2 separate regions of the Homo sapiens genome follow, and region 2 is linked to region 1. A link is an interaction called in ENCODE POLR2A ChIA-PET data of the cell type or tissue named here. Cell type or tissue: Panc1. All regions are shown on one strand. Links, peaks and the distances in the headings refer to the core of each region. The heading gives the core; the rest is flanking DNA.

Evidence for each region. ChIA-PET counts read pairs that join two places held together with the same protein. Peaks named below come from ENCODE experiments on the same cell type or tissue, not always from the same donor. Only the 100,000 strongest peaks of a DNase experiment are listed, where the experiment ranks them.
Region 2: POLR2A ChIA-PET joins it to region 1 with 7 read pairs; 3 of 35 experiments call an interaction of 5 or more read pairs at or near these places.

What each region holds. Positions count from the first base shown.
Region 1 is chr4:71,037,742-71,043,223 of GRCh38, forward strand. No RefSeq gene overlaps it. Among named protein-coding and RNA genes, the nearest start is that of DCK, 47 kb to the left of the region's middle. In Panc1, for the core only: no CTCF peak of the experiment used is centred there; no DNase peak of the experiment used is centred there.
Region 2 is chr4:70,709,579-70,715,060 of GRCh38, forward strand. It overlaps a transcript of RUFY3 not described here. Among named protein-coding and RNA genes, the nearest start is that of RUFY3, 9.6 kb to the right of the region's middle. In Panc1, for the core only: no CTCF peak of the experiment used is centred there; no DNase peak of the experiment used is centred there; H3K27ac peaks cover 1,163 bases.

The sequences.
Region 1 (5,482 bases), core at 760-4,759:
TTCCTCCATGTCTTTTCATGGCTTTATCACTCATTTATTTTTAGTGCTGAATAATATTCCATCACCTGATGTAAAACAGTTTACCCACTAACCTACTGCAGGATGTTTTGATTGTTCTGAGGTTTTGGCAATTATGAATAAAGCTCCTATAAACATCCATGTGCAGGTTTTTATATGGACTAAGTTTTCAGCTTCTTTGGGTAAATATCAAGGAGAGCAGTTGCAGGATTGCATGGTAAGAATATATTCAATTTTATAAGAAATGGTCAAATGGTATTTGAAAGTGGATATGTGCCATTTTGTATTCCCACCAGCAATGAAAGAGTACCCATTGTTTCACACCCACTTCAGCATTTGGTGTTGTTATTGTTTTGGAGTTTGGTCACTCTTGTAGATCTGTAGTGGTATCTTGTTTTAATTTTGATTCCCTAATGACATGATGTTGAACATCTTTTCACATACTTACTTACCATCTGTGTATCTTCTTTGGTGAGGTTCTGTTTGTGTTTTGGGGCTCATTTTCTTATTGTTGAGTTATGAGTTCTTTGTATGTTTTGGATGACAGTCCTTTTTCATGTCTCTTGGAAGTATTTTTTTCCCAGTCTGTGACTTGTCTTACTCCATTGGCATTGTCTTTCATAGAGCACAAGTGTTTTATTTTAATGAAGTCCAGTTTTATCAGTTATTTCTTTCATGGATAGTGCCTTTGATGTTGTAGCTAAAAAGTCATTGTTTTGCCAAAGGTCATCTAGTTATCTTCTAGGAATTTTATAGTTTTGCATTTTAAATTTAGGTCTATTATTTATTTTGAGTTAATTTTTTATGAAAGGTGTAAGGTCTGTGTCTTGGTTTATGTCTTTGCATGTGGATGTCTACAAAGATGGTTGACCATTCAACAATCTTTGTTGAAAAGATTGTCTTTTCTCCACTGTATTACTTTTGCTCCTTTGTTGAAGATCAGTTGACTATATTTATGTAGGTCTATTTCTGAGCTTTCTACTCTGTTCCATTGGCCTGTTTACCAGTTCTTTTGCCAATACCACACTGTCTTCATTACCGTTGCTTTATAATAAATCTTGAAGTCAGATAGAGTCAGTCCTACAACTTTGTTCTTCTTTAACATTGAGTTGGCCATTCTGAGTCCTCTGCCTTTCCATATAAACCTAATTTTTATTTTTTATTATTTTTTTGAAATGGGTTCTCACCCTGTCTCCCAGGCTGGAGTGCAGTGGTGCCATCACAGCTCACTGAAGCCTTGAATTCATGGGTTCAAGCGATCCACCCACCCCAGCCTCTCGAGTAGCTGGGTCTATAGGCACATGCCACTATGCCCAGATAATTTCAATTTTTTTTTGTAGAGACGGGATCTCGTGATGTTACCCAGGCTGGTCTCAAACTCCTGTGTGCAAGCAATCTTCCCACCTTGGCCTCCCAAAGTGTTGGGATTACAGGCATGAGCCACCACGCCTGGCCCTTTCCATATAAACTTCAGAATCAGTTTGTCAATATCTACAAAATAACTTCATGGGATTGGTTGAGATTGTGTTGAATTTGTAGATCAAGTTATGGAGAACTGAACATCTTGACAATGTTGATTCTTCCTATTTATAAACACAAAACATCTCTCCATTTAGTTGTCATCTTTCATCAAAGTTTCATAGTTTACTTCATATAGATCTTGTAAATGTGTTGTAAGAGTTAAAGCTAAGTATTTCATTTTTAGGAGTGGTAATGTAAATGGTAATGTTTTTATTTCAAAATCTACCTCTTTATTGCTGGTTTATAGGAAAGCAATTGATGTTGGAAATTAACTTTGTATCCTGCCACTTCGCTATTATCACTTATTAGTTTCAGGAGTTTTTTTGTGATTATTTCAGATTTTCTACATAGACTGTCATCTATGAAGGGAGAGAATTGTATATATTTCTTCCTGTCCAATCTGTATACCTTTTATTTCCTTTTCTTGTCTTATTACATTAGCTAGAACTTCCAGTATGATTCTGAAGAGCAGTGGTGAGAGTAGACATCCTTGCCTTCTTTCTAATCTTAGTGGTAGAATTTCGGGTTCTTCACCATTAATATAATGTTAGCTGTAGGCTTTTAGTAGATATTCTTTTCAAGGTGGGGAAATTGCCCCTCTATTCCTAGTTTGCTGAGTTTTTATCATGAATGATTTTTTGATTTTGTTAATGCTTTTTCAGTATCAATGTGATTTTGATTTTTTTCTTTAGCCTGCTATTGTGATGGATTACATTAATTGATTTTTGAATGTTAAGCCAGGCTTGCATACTGATATGATTTGGCTGTGTTTCCACCCAAATCTCATCTTGAATTGTAGTTTCTATAATCCCCACGTGTTGTGGGAGGGGCCGGGTGGAGACAATTGAATCATGGGGGCAGTTTTCCCCATCCTGTCCTCATGATAATGAGTTAGTCCTTGTGAGATCTGATGGTTTTATAAGGGGCTTCCCCTTCACTGGGCACTCATTTTTCTTCTCCCTGCCACCATGTGAAGAAGAACATGTTTGCTTCCCCTTCTGCAGTGATTATAAGTTTCCTGAGGCCTCACTAGTCGTGCTGAACTATAAGTCAATTAAACCTCTTTCTGTTATAAATTACCCATTTTCTGGCAGTTCTTTTTTTTTTTTTTTTTTTTTTTTTAAGATGGAGTTTTGCTCTTGTTGCCCAGGCTGGAGTGCAATGATGCGATCTCAGCTCACTGCAACCTCTGCCTCCCGTGTTCAAGCAATTCTCCTGCCTCAGCCTCCCAAGTAGCTAGGATTACAGGCATGCGCCACCACAGCTGGCTAATTTTTTGTATTTAGTAGAGCTGGGTTTTCACAATGTTAGTCAGGCTGGTCTCAAACTCCTGACCTCAGGTGATCCACCCACCTTGGCGTCCCAAAGTGCTGAGATTACAGGTGTGTGCCACCATGCCCAGCCTGTGGCAGTTCTTTATAGCAGCAAGAGAACAAACTAATGTGCATACCTAGGATAAATTCCACTTGATAATACTGTATAATTCTTTCCATATATTGTTGGATTCAATTTGCTAATATATTACTGAGGATTTTTGCATTTATGTTCATAAAAGCTGTTGGTCTGTAGTTTTCTTGTAATGTCTTTGGTTTTGGTATTGGGATAATGCTGGCTGCATAGAATGGGTCAGGAAATATTCTGCTTGTAGGAATTGGTGTAGTTTCTTCCTTAAATATTTAGCAGAATTAACCAACACAACAATATGGGCCTATTGACTTCTGTTTTGGAAGGTTATTAATTATTGATCCAATTTCTTTAAAAGATACAGACATTCAGATTGCCTATTTCTTCTGTGAGTTTTGGCAGATTGTGCTTTTTAAGGAGTTGATTCTTTCACTTTGTTTATTAAATTTGTGGGCCTAGAGTTGTTTATAATATTCCTTTATTAACTTTTTAATGTCTATGGGAGCTGTAGTTGTGTCCCTTCTTGCTTTTTTTTTTTTTTTTTTGAGATGGAGTCTTGCTCTGTCACCCAGGCTGGAGCACAGTGGTGTGATCTCGGCTCACTGCAACCTCTGCCTCCTGGGTTCAAATGATTCTCCTGTCTCAGCCTCCTGAGGAGCTACGATTACAGGTGCCTGCCACCATGCCTGGCTAATTTTTGTATTTTTAGTAGATGTAGGGTTTTGCCATGTTGGCCAGGCTAGTTTTGAACTGCTGACCTCAAGTGATCCACCTGCCTTGGCCTCCCGAAGTGCTGGGATTACAGATGTGAGCCACCACGCCTGGCCCCTTTTCATTTTTGATGTTAGTAATTTGTGTCTTCTGTTTTTGTTAGTCTGGCTAAGGCTTAGCAATTGTTATTGATCTTTTCAAAGACCTACCTTTTTGTGTGACTGATTTTTCTTTATTGATTTCCTATTTTCTATTTCTGATTTGTGCTCTAATTTTGATTATTCCTTTTCTTATGTTTATTTTGGATTTAATTTGTTCTGTTCTTATTTCCTGTGGTAAAAACAAAGATTATTGATTTTAGATCTTATTTTCTAATATACACATTCAATGCTATAAATTGCAGTCTGAGTACTGCTTTCACTACATCTTATTTTAAAATTTATTTTTATTTACTTCAAAATATTTTAAAATGTCTCTTGAGAGGTTTGTTTGTTTGTTTGTTTTGAGACAGTCTCACTCTGTCGCCCAGGCTGGAGTGCAGTGGCATGATCTTGGCTCACTGCAAACTCTGCCTCCCGGGTTCAACTGATTCTCCTGACTTGGCCTCCCGAGTAGCTGGGATTACAGGTGTGCACCACCATACCCACTAATTTTTTGTATTTTTAGTAGAGACGGGGTTTCATCATGTTGGTCAGGCTGGTTTTGAACTCCTGACTTCAAGCAATCCACCCACCTTGGCCTCCCAAAGTGCTAGGATTACAGGCATGAGCCACTGCGCCCAGCGTCTTGAGAGTTTTTTAACCCCTGTGTTATCTAGAAATGTGTTAATTTTCAAGTAATTGGGACTTTCCAGCCATCTTTCTGTAGTTGATTTCTAGTTTAATTTCCTTGTCTGAGAGCAAATATTGTATGATTTCTATTCTTTTCAATGCGTTAAGGTGTGCTTTATGGTGCAGAATGTAGTCTATCCTGGGGAATGTTTTATATGAGCTTGAGAAGAATGTGTACTGTGCTGCTGTTGGATGAAGTAATCTATAGGTGTTAATTATATCCAGTTGATTGATGGTGTTGTCGAATTCAACTCTGTCCTTACTGAATTTTTTTTTTTTTTTTTTGAGACGGAGTCTCGCTCTGTCGCCCAGGCTGGAGTGCAGTGGCGGGATCTCGGCTCACTGCAAGCTCCGCCTCCCGGGTTCACGCCATTCTCCTGCCTCAGCCTCCCAAGTAGCTGGGACTACAGGCGCGCGCCACTACGCCCGGCTAATTTTTTGTATTTTTAGTAGAGACGGGGTTTCACCGTTTTTTAGCCGGGATGGTCTCGATCTCCTGACCTCGTGATCCGCCCACCTCGGCCTCCCAAAGTGCTGGGATTACAGGCGTGAGCCACCGCGCCCGGCCTCCTTACTGAATTTTTTGCTTGCTGGATCTGTCTGTCTAATACTGATGGAGGGGTATTAAAATCTCCAATGATAATACTGGACACAACATATAGTTGGGTCTTGTTTTTATCCACTCTGACAACCCCTGTCTTTTAATTGGTGTGTTTAGACCATTGATGTTTAAGGTGATTTTTAAGTATATTTGGATTAATATATAACCATATTTGTTATTAAAAAATGGTGCGAAGGCCAGGTGCAGTGGCTCGCACCTGGAATCCCAGCACATTGGGAGCCTGAGGCGGGCAGATCACTTGAGATCAGCGGCTCAAGATCAGCCTGGGCAACATGGTGAAACCCTGTCTTTACTAAAAATACAAAAGTTAGCTGATTGTAGTGGCACATGCCTGTAGTCCCAGATACTCAGGAGGCTGAGGCAGGAGAATTGCTTG
Region 2 (5,482 bases), core at 996-4,995, 330 kb before region 1:
TACAATTTGTAAGGAGGATCTGCTTGCAGGCCATGGTGTAATACTTTTAATGCTTTCCTTTTCCATCCTGCCGTTAGAGATCGTCTTGTGAATGGACAGGATAGACAAAAGATGGCTTCCCTTTAGTGTTGGTTGGAAGAGTCACCCTGCTGTTTGCACAGTTAACAGCTTCTATTTAGTTATTCTTTTCTCCTTCCAACTCCCACAACTACGGCAAACATTGTTCAAGGCAATGCTATGCAAATAGCCCACATCCTTGCCCTTGTCTTTTCTCTCCCAGTTAAGGCAGTGTCCAAAAAAGTGTCCCACTCACCAAGTAGCAGCTTTCTGTATTTTTAAGTGCTGTTTTGAGATAGGAGGAAGGCTAGAAGAGGAATAGAAGAAAAAGAATCTTGAAAAGGACTGGCAGCGTTACTATGACTACCCACTACAAAGTTGAGTATACTTAACAGCGAGTGCCATGATTAAGCCCCGGATAGTGCAGAGAATGAGGTACCTAGAAGCCTTTGTCTCTGACAGATGCACTTGAAAAATCCATTGTATGGGGAAGGAGGTTCGAAATATACATGTAAACCCAGGAATTAGTGTTTAAGGGGAGAAAATTTATGCTTGCAGTTTCATTAACATATATACACACACAAGTATACAGATATGTATATATCATATATATTGCATGCATGCATGTATGTATGTGTAGATTGTATATGTGTTTGTGTAAAATATATATATTTTAGTTTTTCCTCTGTGGACATTTCTGTTATTGTCTCTCTTCTTTTTTAATTGTTTAGTAGTACTCTAGAAAACAGTAAAGGTCGGGTGCGGTGGCTCACGCCTGTAATCCCATCACTTTGGGAGGCCAAGGCAGGCGGATCACCTGAGGTCGGGAGTTCGAGACCAACCTGACCAACATGGAGAAACCCTGTCTCTACTAAAAATACAAAATTAGCTGGGCATGGTGACGCACACCTGTGATCCCAGCTACTCAGGAGTTTGAGGCAGGAGAATCACTTGAACCCGGGAGGTAGAGGTTGTGGTGAGCCGAGATTGCGCCATTGTACTCCAGCCTGGGCAACAAGAGTGAAACTCCATCTCAAAAAACAAAAAAAAAGAAAAAGAAAACAGTATACCTGGTCAGGAATTGAACACATGTTTTTTGTTTTATTTATTAAAATTTTTAATTTATATAAAGAGATATGTCAATGGGCCAGGCATGGTGGCTCATGCCTGTAATCCCAGCACTTTGGGAGGCCAAGGCAGGCGGATCACTTGAGGTCAGGAGTTCAAGACCAGCCTGGCCAACATGGTGAAACCCCGTCTCTACTAAAAATACAAAAAAATTAGCCAGGTATGGTAGTGCACGCCTGTAATCCCAGCTACTGGGGAAGCTGAGGCAGGAGAACCGCTTGAACCCAGGAGGCAGAGGTTACAGTGAGCCAAGATCCGCCACTACACTCCAGCCTGGGCCACAGAGCAAGACTCCGTCTGGAAAAAAAAAAAAAAAAAAAAAAAAAAAGAAGTATGTCAAAGAAGAGCCAAAGTGAAAATAAACAATTTTTTTAAAAAAGAGATGAGGTCTCACTGTGTTGCCCAGGCTGGTCTTGGACTCCTGGGCTCAGGTGATCCTCCTGCCTCGGCCTTCCAAAGTGCTGGGATTACAGGCATGAACCACCATGTCCGGCCTCAAGCACGTGTTAATCAGTTCACCTGCTGTATGCTTCTTTAAACTTTGAAAAGGCAAAAGTACTTTATTGTGTTTTGTAAACATAGAGGCGTCTGCCCAGGCTGGAACATATGAGGGAAATGGTCAAACTTTCAGAACCCCAAAAGATTGGGCATGGTTACCTTCATACTAGTAGTTTTGGAAACAGCAGAGTGATGTGTGACTTTTTAAAACACAGATTTTCGGTATTTTCAATGTAGATCAGTGTCCTCATTTACCATTCTGTGATTCATAAATCTGTTAGCCCTCTGCTCTTTTCCAACCCTGTTAAGAAGGCAGAGAGCCATTTTCTGATCCATTAAGTGCCTTTTGTCAAATAGTAGATAAAAAGCACCCACCCACATACAAACCTCAGAAATGTAGCATCTTTCCAAGGATGTGTAACTGCCAGAGATCTGGAGTTTAGGTGTTCAGTGTCTTGGTGCAGTTGGCTCCTTCCACACACAGCTGACATGACCTTGGACCTCCTGAGCTACTGAGGGACAGGTAGCTGGGTCATGCCCCCGTTTCCTTCCTCACGACTAAACACTCTGCTTGCCTTCCTGATTCTGCCTTTGTGAGCAGGGCTCCCTGAACTCTCACAGTTTGTCTTCCCAGCCAATTCTCCCCTTCTTTTCTGCCACCACCTTTTTGTTGCACCTATTCTTCTGGCCTGGCATTATCAAAAAGTCAAATCACGCTTTTTATTGACAGAACAACAATTTCAGAATATCAGATGTAATCTTTGAGTCTTTCTTTGGTTGCTCCCCTTCTGATAATCATAGACTCATTCTTTGTAGACAGAGTTTTCTTTTTTCTTCCCATCTTAGTTTTATTCTGGACACTAGAGAGTCCTAAAAGGCTCTTCATTATATAACAATTTTTTTTTGTAGTTCTGAAACCCAAACAATTACCAATAAAAGATGTGACTGTAAGATAATACTACTACTAGTGGCCACCATTTGTGGGATATTTTTGTGTGCCGTGCAGAGAGCTAGAAACTTCACATGTAATAGTACTTAGCACTTTTTTGAACTGAAGCCAGGGAATGAATTCATATTCCTCAATAGTCAGCCTTCAAAGCGCATGTTCTTAATCACTGTACGTTCCCTCACCACCAAGGTCTTAAAGAAGCTGGTTTGAGTGGAGAGCAGTAAAGGTTGCTGGGTAGGAGGGATAGCAGAGGAAAGGTGGCAAAGAAAGCAACTTTGGGGACTAAAAGACAAGTATTGGCCTCAAAACATATTCACTTGACTATATTCTGTCTTGTATCTTTTCCCTTTTTTAAAATTTTTCATAGAAATCTACATGTTTAAGAGGTAGGATTTTATCAAGAAGCTAAGAGACCATATTTTTCTAGTATGGGCTATAGATAGTAAAAAGTCTAGATGTATGATGATGGAAGTGTAGCAGAATAAACTGGATGAAATAATTTTTTTGTTGGCAATATTTTTCAAAATTCCTTAAATAATTAAAAGAACTAACTAAAAAATGGGCTGCCCCTTTATCATTGCACAATAGGCAACCTGTAGCCAACATAAATAAAAGTAGAATCCCATTTTTGATGAATTTTACAGGACATCACACCTATTACATGTCTACTCAATCCTTACTAATTTTGAAACACACTCCCTACTTTGTGAAGTGGCTCAGGTTATGAGCTGTAGAATTTGTTGTGGGAAGTCAGTAGCACACCGTAAGCATTAAAAAATTGGTTTGAAATTGTGTGAAAGGAAATTTTTTTTTGTTTTGTTTGCTTTTTTGAGATGGAGTTTCACTTTTGTTGCCCAGTTTGGAGTGCGATGGGGCAATCTTGCCTCACAGCAACCTCTGCTTCCCGGGTTTAGCTGATTCTCCTGCCTCAGTCTCCTGAGTAGCAGGGACTATGGGCATGCACCACCACACCCACCTAATTTTTGTATTTTAGTAGAGACGGGGTTTTGCCATGTTGGCCAGGCTGGTCTTGAATTCCTGACCTCAAGGGATCCGCCCGCCCCAACCTCCCAAAGTGTTGGGATTACAGGCGTGAGCCACCATGCCTGGCCAGGAAATGTTTTTAGAGTTACAAAGCAAAGCAGTGGTACTTGAGAAGGTAAGTAGCAATATGGCCATGCCCCCTACTGTATTTGAATAATTGTGAAAAGGTTCATAGTCTCCCTAAAACTTCTCAAGGCTGCTGGCCAAGGTGGCATTCCCTCTCTTTGCAAAGCCTTTTTTATCTGACATGCTCCCTACCGACCGGACAAGATACTCAGCTTTGTCAGAGGGAGTGGTGGGGCGGGGGTGGGAAAGTTTGGAAGAAAGGTGTGGGAACCTTATGATGTGTAGGAAAGGAGAGCCTGGCAGGCCAAGACAGCAAAAAGCAGGTGGAAAGCTGAAGTCGTTGTAGCATGTCGCCTTTTAGAGTGTGATTCTTCTAACTTCAGAGTCTGTTTAGGGACTCTCCACAGACATTTATCTACTTCTGCTGTCTTTTTTATGAACTTAGGAAATCTGATCACTTGAGGTGAGAATGCTTGGTAAAATTCTGACCCATCTCTCTTCCTTCCTCAAAATCTGAGAGATACCACTGTAACCCTCTGCTCACATCTCCTTTTTACTTTCCTTTGCCTCTGTCCCATAAACGTTTATCCTTACTGACTTTCATTTTATGTGTTGATAGGGTTTTTCCAGAACTCTCAAAGGAGAAGCACTTATCATAGTGCAGTTATGGTGACATTTACTTACTGCTTACTTTGTGCCAAGTGCCATGCTAAGCATTTAACTCCGAAATGGTTAATATTATTATCCCCATTTTGTTAATGTAGAAATGGGCACAGAGAAGTAACTTGCCAAGGTTACTCAGCAGCTAGGTGGTGGACCTAGGATTCACTGTGAGCATGCTGACTCCAGAGTCCACATGCTATGTCACACTCTTTCATCACCTCCCGTAACTGGAATCAGGTCCTAGATTAGAGGCACGTCTTCAGGCAACCAGCCCTCTGGTTCCATATTCTACTCACTAATGCCCTATTTACTAAAAATGAGTAAATTAATGAAACTCAAGAGTCACCAATCTGATAGAAAAAATGGTTGTATATGTAAAAAACGCTGAATAGGTCCATTTATAACAGACATTAAGACTTTCCTAAACACCTAAAATTGTCTGTTTCTTGTCTATTGCCTTGTTCTTTCTTCTGCATCCCTAGCATATGGGAGGTACCCTGTACATGTTGAGTGAATGAATCTGTTATGTACATGTAATGAAGCCAGTGTTAGACTGACCTGTTTGTTGGGGCATAAATATGGTTTGATTTTATAGAATTTGGGGGTTTTCACAATTGAAGTGAAACATGAGGGTGGAAAAATGCCATTGCAAGGCTATATACATATCTATACCAGCAAGTATCTATTGAGAGTCTGGTATTTGGTAGGTACTATTTTGAGTAGATACGTAAGAGGTATGCAAAATGCATATTTCTTTGGTGGAGCTTCTGGTCTTTGTGGAGCTAGTTATTTAGTTTCATTTTACAACTGAGTAAATTGAGGCAAGAGGAGGATAAATTTCCCAAGGTCACCTACTAAGTTTTTGATAGCTTTACGTCTGTGTAAATTATTGCCTACAGCCACTGAGCCATGAAATCAGTTTTACTTTTCAGGGTAGAGGTTATTTTTAATCTTATGCTGGTTAATTTTAACAAGTGAAAAGATGATGCATTATAATACTCCTGGTAGTGTTTGTTTCTAACAAAGTAATGATAAATCAACTTTCTGAGTATATCAGTTTATAGTTGTTGTCAACTT